2 separate regions of the Mus musculus genome follow, and region 2 is linked to region 1. A link is a loop called in an ENCODE intact Hi-C map of the cell type or tissue named here. Cell type or tissue: gastrocnemius. All regions are shown on one strand. Each heading gives the region's core, and the rest is flanking DNA. Links, peaks and the distances in the headings are about the cores only. Region 1 overlaps Sulf1 (sulfatase 1). Region 2 overlaps Sulf1 (sulfatase 1).

The links. Peaks named below come from ENCODE experiments on the same cell type or tissue, not always from the same donor. Only the 100,000 strongest peaks of a DNase experiment are listed, where the experiment ranks them.
Region 2: a loop joins it to region 1, with 4 times the contacts of the local background. A loop is called at or near these places in 3 of 42 quality-filtered maps.

What each region holds. Positions count from the first base shown.
Region 1 is chr1:12,718,312-12,723,691 of GRCm38, reverse strand. The region is part of intron 1 of Sulf1 (sulfatase 1); the gene reads right to left. Among named protein-coding and RNA genes, the nearest start is that of Sulf1, 29 kb to the right of the region's middle. In gastrocnemius, for the core only: no CTCF peak of the experiment used is centred there; a DNase peak (open chromatin) is centred at 3,291; H3K4me3 peaks cover 3,272 bases; H3K27ac peaks cover 3,607 bases.
Region 2 is chr1:12,799,760-12,805,139 of GRCm38, reverse strand. All of the region lies in intron 5 of Sulf1 (sulfatase 1), which reads right to left. Among named protein-coding and RNA genes, the nearest start is that of Sulf1, 110 kb to the right of the region's middle. In gastrocnemius, for the core only: no CTCF peak of the experiment used is centred there; no DNase peak of the experiment used is centred there.

The sequences.
Region 1 (5,380 bases), core at 309-5,308:
GAGAGGAAATAGTATACAAGTTTACAAGTCGAGCCACAATGTCTGGGGCTAAGTCTCTTTCATAATCAATGGCATGTACTCTGCCATGCTCATGTGGGGCAAGAGCTCAGAAATCCAGGAAATCCGAGATGCTTTGTCATAGAAGATTAAGTGCTGAGCATAGGAAGGGTCAAAGTGTTTGAGAAACCCAAGGTTATCAAGTAATCAGACCCCAAGATTGGAAAAAGTCTCAGCTTCCTGTGTGTTCAGCAGGCCTTTCTGTTTGCCTAAAATGTTAAATTGCCTTCCAACGGCCGCAGCTGGATGGAGTGCCTAGTGAGTAAGTCCTCAGTGCTCTTACAGAAGCCCTGAGTTCGGTTCTCCTCTCCCACCTAAGCAGCTCATAACCACCTGTTAACTATCCCAAGCGATTCCAAGAACTCTGGCGGCATCTGCCTCTCCTCATATGCATGTACTTAAATAATAAGTCCTTAAAGAAGTCAATTATAAATGTCACCAGCCCCTCCTCTGTACTCCCACACTTTGCTGAGGAGTGGCTCGACCTGGCTGGTGGAATTCAGGAGAAATGGTTGCAGTCCTCTTCTGGGCCAGGTAATGAAATACAAGCTTTGGTCTTGGGGTGCCTCCTCCAAAGTGAAGCGCAAGCCGCCTAGGGAGAAGCCTTCTTTTGGATGGGCAAATAGCACCAAATCTTGAATATATGATGCTCCAGAAAGTGCTCCACTCTGCTCAGTGCTCATGGCAAGGTGAAAGCAAACATTTTTTTTCCTTTAAGGCTAAACTAAGGGCACCTAGACATGGCCTATCTCTTGTGAAGTCAATGAGAACATAGTCCAGTAGACAGACAGCAGGGACCAAGAGTTAAGCAACAAATCCAGTGAGCCAGGATACAGACCTTTCTTGGGAACATTAACACAGAAGAGGGAGTAGTCTTTACCTTCCTACTCAACATTGCATAGAGAGGAAAGTCTGCTAATTTTATACGCTTAAAAAGCTGTTTTTAAGATGAAGCAGGGGAGATAGCTCAGTCAACAAAGCATTGCCATTTGGGTGTGAGCACCTGGGATCACTCTCCAGGCTCAGAATAAAAAGCAAGCATGGCAATGGCATGAGCCTGTAATACCAGTGCTGGGAGGATCCCAGGAGCTGATTGGCTAGCCAGCTTAGCCTAACTGGTGAGTCCCAGGTCCCAGTGAGAGACCTTGTCTCCAAAACAAAACAAAATAAAACAAGGTGGATGCAGTCAGTGCCTGAGGAAGACAAACAACCCAGGATGTCCTCTGGTACACACACACACACACACACACACACACACACACACACACACACACACATACATGCTTACACACATTTACACACCCCCACACTTAGACACATACTTAAAAGCTTATTTACACATACCTCACTTACATGCACATAAATACATGCATGTGCTCACACACACTTACACATCTTAAAACACACACACACACACACACACAGAGAGAGAGAGAGAGAGAGAGAGAGAGAGAGAGAGAGAGAGAGAGAGAGAGAGAGACCCCTCTATCTTTATTCAATGGTACAATTCCTTACTAACTGCTAATGTCAATGAACTCTATTCTCAGCTTGCACCTTCTTTTGCTCCATTGTGTCCTCCTCTAGCTAGCTACTCAGTTGCCTACATCTGAAACTACATTAGAAATGTTCTGTCCCTTCATTCTGTTCATCCAGGCCCATGCTATGAATTTTATACCTTCAAAAAATGTCTGGAATCTTAGTCTGTTGTCCACCTTCACAGCCCAGGCCTCACACCTCCCATTTGATCGCAATGGTCTCTCCTCAGTTCTCCTAGTTTGCAGAGTTCTGCTCACTGGCCTTTGCACAGCCCATACTTCATATGGTCAATAGGAGACACAGACAAAATCTTTCTAGGACTCGGGGTGTAGTTCTGGGGTGGAATCCTTGCCTAGCATTTAGAAGGTCCTAGACTTCATCTCCCGTACCGCGAATACAAATAAGCAAGAATATTTCTAAACTATGAGTCACATCTGCTTTCCATTTCCCAGCTCTACAAAAATTCTTTTGTCTCTTCTTTGAGTGAAAAGCAGACCCCAAAATAGTGGACATGGAGGAGTAGGAGTTCTGGGCCACAGATGCTTCCCCCCACTGACCTGGGTTTGCTGCAGGAACAGCAGCCCGAGGAATTAACACTATCAGAGGCTGGGGAGATGGCTCAGTCAGTTAACACTGGCTGCTCTTCCAGAAGACCCCAGTTCAATTCCCAGCCCCTCCATGGCAGCTTACAACTGTCTGTAGCACCAATTATGGGTTATCTGGTACCTTTACTGACATATACAGGCAAAATACCTGTGCACATAAACTAGTAATACCTGCAAGTTTCTTAGTAATATATTCTGGTGGAGCTATAAACTGCAGATCAGAAGCTCGTCTGTGGATGTGTGCCTCACTAGAATTAACATTGTGCTGACATATCTCTCTTGGATTCAATAACCAGGCTATGACTAGTTCATAGACTAGTCTACCTCTCTGTATTGTTCATCAGTGCTCTTCCTTTCTGGAAAGTTCTTCCCGTCAGCTGCTTATTGTTTGAAGCCCAGCCCATCACCATCACCTTGTGAAAGGTCCTGGCTTCCTCAGGCAGAAGTAACAGTCTGAATTGGGCATCTTCTCTCAATCCTGAACACAATTCCTTTTCAGATATATAAAAAAAGCTAACTATTATGGGATTATCTGTTGTTTTGATCTGTTCCTCAGAACAACAACTCTTCCAAGACGAGACACTTTACCCACCTGAGTATTGCTACTGCTTAACACAGCGTGCCATCTATCCATCGAAGAAGTGAAGTAAAAGACGAAAGCAGGGGCTAAAGAAATGGCTCAGGACTTTGGAAGGAGCACTTACTGCTCGCTCTTCCAGAGGACCCAAGTTCAAATCCCAGCATCCACATCAGGTATTTCATAATCACTTGTAATTCTAGCTCCAGGAGGTCCAAAGGCACACATATAAATAAAGATAAATCTTAAAAAAGATGAAAGCAAGAACAAATAGGAAAGCACCAAATGTACTAAAATAGCGCAGTGTTCAAACTACATGCTAGATACTTTTCTATATTACATTACTTCCCGTGCTAGATAATTATTTTTATATTACTTCCTTGTTAAATACTTTTTTATATGATTTCCTTGCTAGATACTTTTCTGTATTTCTTCCTGCACTAGATACTTTTCTGTGCACTTCCTTTCGTCCTTCCAACACTCATCCCCTGGGGATGTGGAGTTTTGGCTCATTTCCTAGAGGTCTTGCTGCTGCCTTATCTTACTGCTGGTCCTCAGGTGACAGTGACACAAACTCCGACTTGAATCTTATCTGCCTGTGTCCCCTCTGCTGTAACTGAGGCTAAGGTTGACATGACAGGGCTGGTCTTTGTAGACCCTGCCTGACATAGAATGTTGATGGATTTCATCCCAATGTAGAGGTAAGAGAACTAGGGCTCAGCTTCAATTGTATCTTACAATTTCTTGATAGTCACAGATAATTTGAAGTAGAAATATAATTTAAATAAGAATTTTAAATTTAATTGAAATAATTGACTTATTCGTTTTTGCATTTTTTTTTTCCTGTGACAAGCTCTTCCATGTATCTTCAGCTGGTCCTGAACTCACGATCCTCCTGGCTCAGGTTTCTGAATGCTGAAATTGCAGGCATTCCACCACATCTGACTTAAAGGAAATCTTTAAAACTTGACAAGGAATCTTTCTATTTGGTCCATTTTGCACATAAAAGAGAGAGAGAGAGAGAGAGAGAGAGAGAGAGAGAGAGAGAGAGCTACTCACACACACACACACACACACACACACAGAGAGAGTGAGAGAGAGAGAGAGAGAGAGCTACTCACATACGCACAACTCTGTTATACAGGACACAAGTCTGTCTAGTGCTGCAAATGACAGCTTAGTGGATTAATCACAATGCTTAGAGCATTCAACCTTAGGCATCCTTGTAGATTTCTAAGTTTTCTTTCACAAAACAGTATTGAGTAATAATAATTTTCCATTTCTCATGATATGAGGAGATACAGTCATGGCTTTACCAATGCAAATTATACAATTACCTCCAACAGAACTTTATTCCCACGGCCTTCCGTTAGCAACAGTAGTTCTACCTGTTCAGAGCATGCACCTCACTCTGTTGCTCTACAGGGCTGGAGAGAGGTGACATCTAAAAGCCACATGCCACATCCCCGAGCTGAATATTTTATGAATGATGCATTCTTTATGGAGAGCAAGTTTAATAATTTGGCTCTGGGCTTTGCCAGCACTTAAGTTGCTTTTGTCCATGCGTCTTTAATATTGAACCATTTGGTCTACAGTGAAAAAAAATTAATGAAAGCTAATGTGCCCACTGAAGTCACTGTGTTTGTTATGTTTACAGAAGCCAGCAGAAGTTTCAAGCCTCCTGTGAAAGTTTATTTCATAGTATAAAAAGAAACGTCAAGCAATTATATTTACCTGAAATTGTGAGTAGCCGAAACAGAGAAACTGAAAATGAAGACAGTTACAATCTCTGCATTGCCCAATGAACCAAGTGAGTAACCAGGTTCCTTCCTGTAAGGACTTGGAGCCAGCCTGCTTGTAATGTAGCCAGGCTAGGCTAGACTAGAATGCACTGGTCAATCTAAGAGCCTCTTCCGGGTGTTATTTTGTCAAGTGAATTATCGTCTGAAATCTTTTTCTCTTCTAGTATTTTTAGGAGAGCCCAAACTGGGAGGGTGGTGAAGTTTGGCTAGAGACACGTTTTCCATCATCTAAGCATCTCATGTAGGGGTAGGATCACAAAACCATAAACTGAACAAGAGGCAGAAAGGAAAACCTGTTTTCTTTTCAGCAAAAGTAGATCATCATACTTACAAAAGTCGCCTTGAAAGTCTTCTCTAGAGAAAAGGCTCGGGAGCAGGGGAGAAGCAGAGGAGCAGAGATTAGGTGGCAGCAGGGACTTCCTTCCTCCTCCTGAATGGGAGAGTCATTGTTCCTTATCGCCCTGACCTCTGCGGGGCTCCAGGAGCCAGGGAGGGAGGCTTGGCCTCTGATCCCAGCCGCCCTCTCTCCTGGCCTCTGGGCCTCGGATTTCCAACTTGCAGATAAAACTGCCCGACCTGACACCAGTTCCAAGATTCATTAGGGACTGACTGCGAAGTGCTTGCAAGATGCAGTTATATAAGCCCGGCGTATTATTATCATCACACACCCCCATAGACCCAGCTCTGCCAGACAAACAAAAGGCAGTTCCAAGAAGAGGAGGAGCAGAGGCACAAGTTCCACTGGGGGTGAATTTCGGGACACTGCTGAACTGACTGGGAAAAAAAAACCACCATCAGGCAAC
Region 2 (5,380 bases), core at 217-5,216, 82 kb before region 1:
ATTAATCATAAACATATGCAGAGATAGGAAATTAGGTCTTGAAAGGTGACAGAGAAATGGAAATTCATCAGATGACGGTGTCCCCCGAGCTTCGCCTGTACACAGTTTCTCAGGCTTGGTCAGTGTGACATCTGCACACTCTGATTTCCAGTAAATGTATGTAGAACTGAAATACATGGATTGTCATGATCAGAGTGCTCTTGGGGATCTACTTCGTAGGGCCAGCCTGGAATAAAAGCAGAATATATTCCTTTGTTCAGTCAACTGGGAAACGGAGAAAGTCAGACTAAGAGATCAGGCATGTGATAGCCATGTGAGGACTGGGGCACTGAAAGCCGTTCTTGGTGACAAAATTACATTGTGTTGCTTTTTATTTGAGCAATGAGTCACAAAATCTCCACAGAGAAGTTCACCTTGCTTTTCACATATCCACAGAGCAAGCTTTCCTAAGCTTCCAGGTCCTCCCTCACCGAGTAGAGCACCCCAGAGAGGCACTCCACTTCTACTGTCTTCTTTATCCCAATCTGGTCTTGAATCAAGGCCAGGGCAAACTCTGTTTCCCTCAAAGACTTGTCTTGAACCCTGAATTCTGTACCCTGTAGCTCTAATGCGCCTTCCCTTTCCTCTTGGAATCATAGTCTGGTTCATGAGGAAGCTTTGTCCCTTTTGATAGACTCTTTCTACTTTATTTATTTATTTTGGTCATCTATCTATGTATCCATGTATGTATCCATGTATGTACGTATGTATGCATCTATCTATCTATCTATCTATCTATCTATCTATCTATCTATCTATCTAACTATCTATGAGGCAATGTCTGGCTATGTGACCCAGACTGGCCTTGAATTGTCATTTTTCCTGACTCTGTCTCCTAAGTGCTAAGACTAGAGCAATGAACCTCTGTGTCTACTTTTGCCTCACCCTGTGGCCTGCCCACCATCCCTGTTCAGTACAGGGCTCCACCAATGTTTCCTACACTGAGCCTCATGTACCAAGTATATTCCAGAGAGTTTATACGTTCTGGACTTAATAAAAAATATGTTTGTACTTTAGTTCAAAATTTAAAAGCTGATTTGTTCTAACATGCTTCTATAGAATATAGTTCCTTAAGGTGTCTTAAGTTTATGTTATTCCTTAAGCGTTATTTTCTTTGAAAACAATCTCAGCCGGGCGGTGGTGGCGCACGCCTTTAATCCCAGCACTCGGGAGGCAGAGGCAGGTGGATTTCTGGGTTCGAGGCCAGCCTGGTCTACAGAGTGAGTTCCAAGACAGCCAGGGCTACACAGAGAAACCCTGTCTCAAAAAAAAAAAAAACAAAACAAAACAAAAAAAAAAAACACAAAAAAAAAAAACAAAAAAGAAAAAAACAAAACAAAACAAAAAACAAAACAAAAAGGAAAGAATCTTGACTTGAGTCTGAGAAACATACCACTTTGGGGCTGGAGAGATGGCGCTGTAGTTAAGAGCACTGACTATGCTTCCAGAAGACCTGGGTTCAATTCCCAATACCCACACCCACAACTGTCTGTAACTCACGTTCTAAGGGATCTCACACTTTCACAAAGAAATACACGCAGGCAAAACACTAATGCACATAACATAGATAGATAGATAAATCAGGAAGGAAGGAAGGAAGGAAGGAAGGAAGGAAGGAAGGAAGGAAGGAAGGAAGGAAGGAATAGAAACTAAAAGATGCACAGTATGCTGGTTTCTTTGTTGGAGGAATGTTTTCTTGTGGACCGTGTAAGCAAGTGAAGGACCAAGTGCCCCACCTACCCAGTGTCTGTAGTTTGATGATCCTGCCCAGCTCCCAATCAGGTTGATGAGTGTAGAACAAAATGTCAGGTGTCTGCCTGTGTGACACTTCTGGCTTCCTCTCCAGGCTAGAATTACAAAATGGTTTCCCCTTTCTAACAAAGCACAGTAGAATTCAATCTGAGAAGCAGCCCAGACCCTTGTTCCTGCTCGTTCTGAGTTCAGAAAGAGGCTGTGCTGGGAGCTTGTGCTTAACCCTGCCCTGCTCTGTCTTCCTCCTTATCCCTAAGGGCCTCACCCTACTTTTTTACCCATTTGCTTTCAGAGAGGTTTTGTAAAAGAGCATAGCATAGCAATTGGACTTTGTAGCTGAGAGCAGGCTTTGCAGGCACCTAAAGGCTTGCTCCCATCTCCTCCTTCCTACACCGCTCTGAAGAACCTGAGCGGGAGAAGCATAATGGTAGGGTGTTGTGTGGGCCGAAGAGCCTGATCAAGAGGTAAAGGACCTAAAACAGTGCTTGACATATACTGGGGCTTCTCACACAATCCCATATTTTAAGTACTTTACCATTTTCTGGTTGAAGGACACCTTGCTCTATGACTTACTTTGTAGAAACCAAGTATCTCTCCTGTGGTTTCCATTTTCCTTAGCTGATTTTCAAACCTTCCCCGCTCCTTTCGGTGCTCCCGCCTTCAGGGCAGCCATGCCCAGTCATGCCTGCCTTTCCTTCGTGGCTGGACTTTTTAGGTCACTTTGTACCATTTCTAGCCATTACTACAGTGAGTGCCCCTTGCCTTAATCCTTCCCTTATAAATGACGCCTTCATGTCTGTTAACAGTTCTTGCCATTGCCTTCAGAACTGCCTCCAAGTCTTTGTGTTCATGGAGTGTGAAAAATGTATTCAGGATTCCAGATGTGCTGTTGCCGACCACATTCACTGCAAGAGTGCCCAGGCCCAGGATGGCAGCACAACTTAGTCTCATCATTTTGGAGCCTCCAGCCATCTCTAACCATCCCCTGGCTTCTCTGGATATAAAATGTCTTGGCAGTGCTCTACACTTGATTTTATGGGCTTCCAGTCAATCTGCTCCATGCGTATTATTCACCTATGTCTCTCTCTAAAGTGAACTTGATTCCCAGGTCCATACTACCATGCCAATGGCTTGGGTATAAGTACTGAATTTTCTTCCTCCTTCCAGTAACGGTGTTGTTAGAGTTACCCAACGTGGACATGGCTTTCAGAACCATTTTGTTCCTTTAGGCATTACCACTGGCCTTCACAGCTGTGTAAGGTAGTGGCTGAAGCTGGAAAGAAGAAGTAAGAAAGACTGGATTATAACTGTTAGTGTGTGTGTGTCAGGGGAGGGGGGGAGGTGTCATACAACTTCTGCTTAGGTTAATCTACTGCATTAGAAAAAAATGCATTCACTGTCTGAAGAAAATCCTTTGTTACATCATAGTAACTGTAAAAGATGTGGTGCTTAGAAAAATTGAACCTTATTTAGTATAGTGAATGATGTTGTCATGACATTTTAATGCCTGAGGCACTTTTATTGTAGTGACTATGACATAATTGAGAACTGTGTTACTTTGTGATGCATCTGTACTTATGAATTTGGGCTACTCAAATGGAGTGGAAGCATCTTGAAGAATGGACTCTTGCCTCTTTATATCCCAGGGTCTGGTGTACCCGCAGTATGCCTTGGTCCAATAGATATATATAACATTTCACTTTTCTGTGCCTAATAAAAATCTATAACATCATCATCCATACAAATGAGAGTATTAGCTTGTCTTACCTTAGAAAACTCTCAATTAATTCCTTTACTAGAGAGTAAACAAGCTCATACAAGTAAAATAAATCTGTAAAAAGGCACAGAATGAAAACATAGGTAATTTTATGTAAATTAATTTATCACAGGAAGAAAATATACAACAAAGCCAAGTATGGCACCATTTGTCTGTAGTGGAGGCTGACCTGAGAGGATAGCTTGAGAATGGGGGTCAAAGACCAGCCTGTGAAACACAGTGAGATACCAGCCCACAATTAATTAAAATTTTCATTGCAGATTTCTTCCACTTAAAGCATGAAATAGAACAGATTTGTCAAAAATTCAGCTCATGTGATTTCCTATACTGTTTATAACTGCATTTTTTAACAACATAATTGAAAGGATCAAGGTAATTTCAGCAAGCATAGCAGACCTGCAGTGTAATTTTGGACAGGTAAAAAAACTGTATGTCAGGAAACTGGTGTGCATTCCTCAGGCAGATCGTGGGCAGAGAGAGAAGTGGCCGTGACCCTTCAGCTTTGCTTTGGTTTCTTTCCCTTCCACTCAGCGCAGCCTCCCCACCATGCATGATTTTTCTCTTTAACCTTATGGTTTGGGGCTCAGTTTTATACTAACATCTATCCCGTCATAATTTTTAGCAGACTTCAGGCAGAACGCTTGAGTTTTTGTGACAGACAAGCCATGGCCTTTCTCACTTCATTCCTCAGGACAGAACGCAATAGGTGCGGCGCTGTGTTTTTCCCTTCTTGGACTTTTGGCTTTCATGAACTCACATTTTCCATGAGTAAAGTTAGAAACATTTAGGCTACAACCAGTCCAAAAATATGCCTAAGTTCTGAAAGAGGAAAGTCATGTCATACAAGAGTAAATATAATACTGGATCGATTCATTTCATTTAAACCTGTGTATTCTGGGTGTCTCCCAAAATAAGCCTCTTAGTAATTTGTCTTTTTAGAGTTGTTTTTCCTAAGACTTATCACTGCTTTGCGTTTTGCTCTAGATGGAGATTCACATGTCACATTATTTCAATTTCCCCTGTTATTCTTAAGTCTACAGTTAAATATTCCAAATAGTATGTTCATAATTAGGAAAGCAGCAACCAATTATTTCCCCCCACTGGTTTAGTGTCATGGCTTTATCACAGACCACCTCTGCAACTGGGGTAATATTCCAAGCTGAGCCCTGCCCTCCTAAGCCTTGGTGATAGCTCTATCCCCAAGAACACCTCTGTCTTGTAGTTATAAATTTATTGCTGGGAAAAATACAGGGTTAGACTCATTGGTGACTAGATATGGTGGCATATGCCTGTAATGCCAGCATTTAGAGGTGAGGGGTTAGGAGTCACCCTGTGCTGTAGGAACAAACAGACAAAACTCTTCAATGAATGCTCTCTAGTTTTAGCCAACCCAACACAATACATCTGAAGTAAGTACTGGAGGATACTATGCTACCTACAAGCTGCTTCTCTTGCTGGGGATGCAGTGAACTTTGCAATGGCTTTTTTCCACTTTTGCTTCTACAATTACAAAGTTTAGTCCTTCCTCACAGCCTTTCTATATGAATCCATAGCACGTACTTTGTGAGCCAAACTTTGCCAGAACACTAGGTGGGTGTTTCCATTTGTTTCTGCGTGTCAGGGGACTCACTGGTCTACATCTTACGGGGTTCTATGTGTCTGTGAGGCACTTTGGAACAAGGCAGGAGAGAATAGCATGCACAGAAATATGATCCTGAGGACAGCCAGACATAGCGACATATGCCTATAATCCCAGCACTCTGCAGGGAGGGGAGGATGATCAAAAGTTCCAAGTACTGAGTTTGAGGTGAG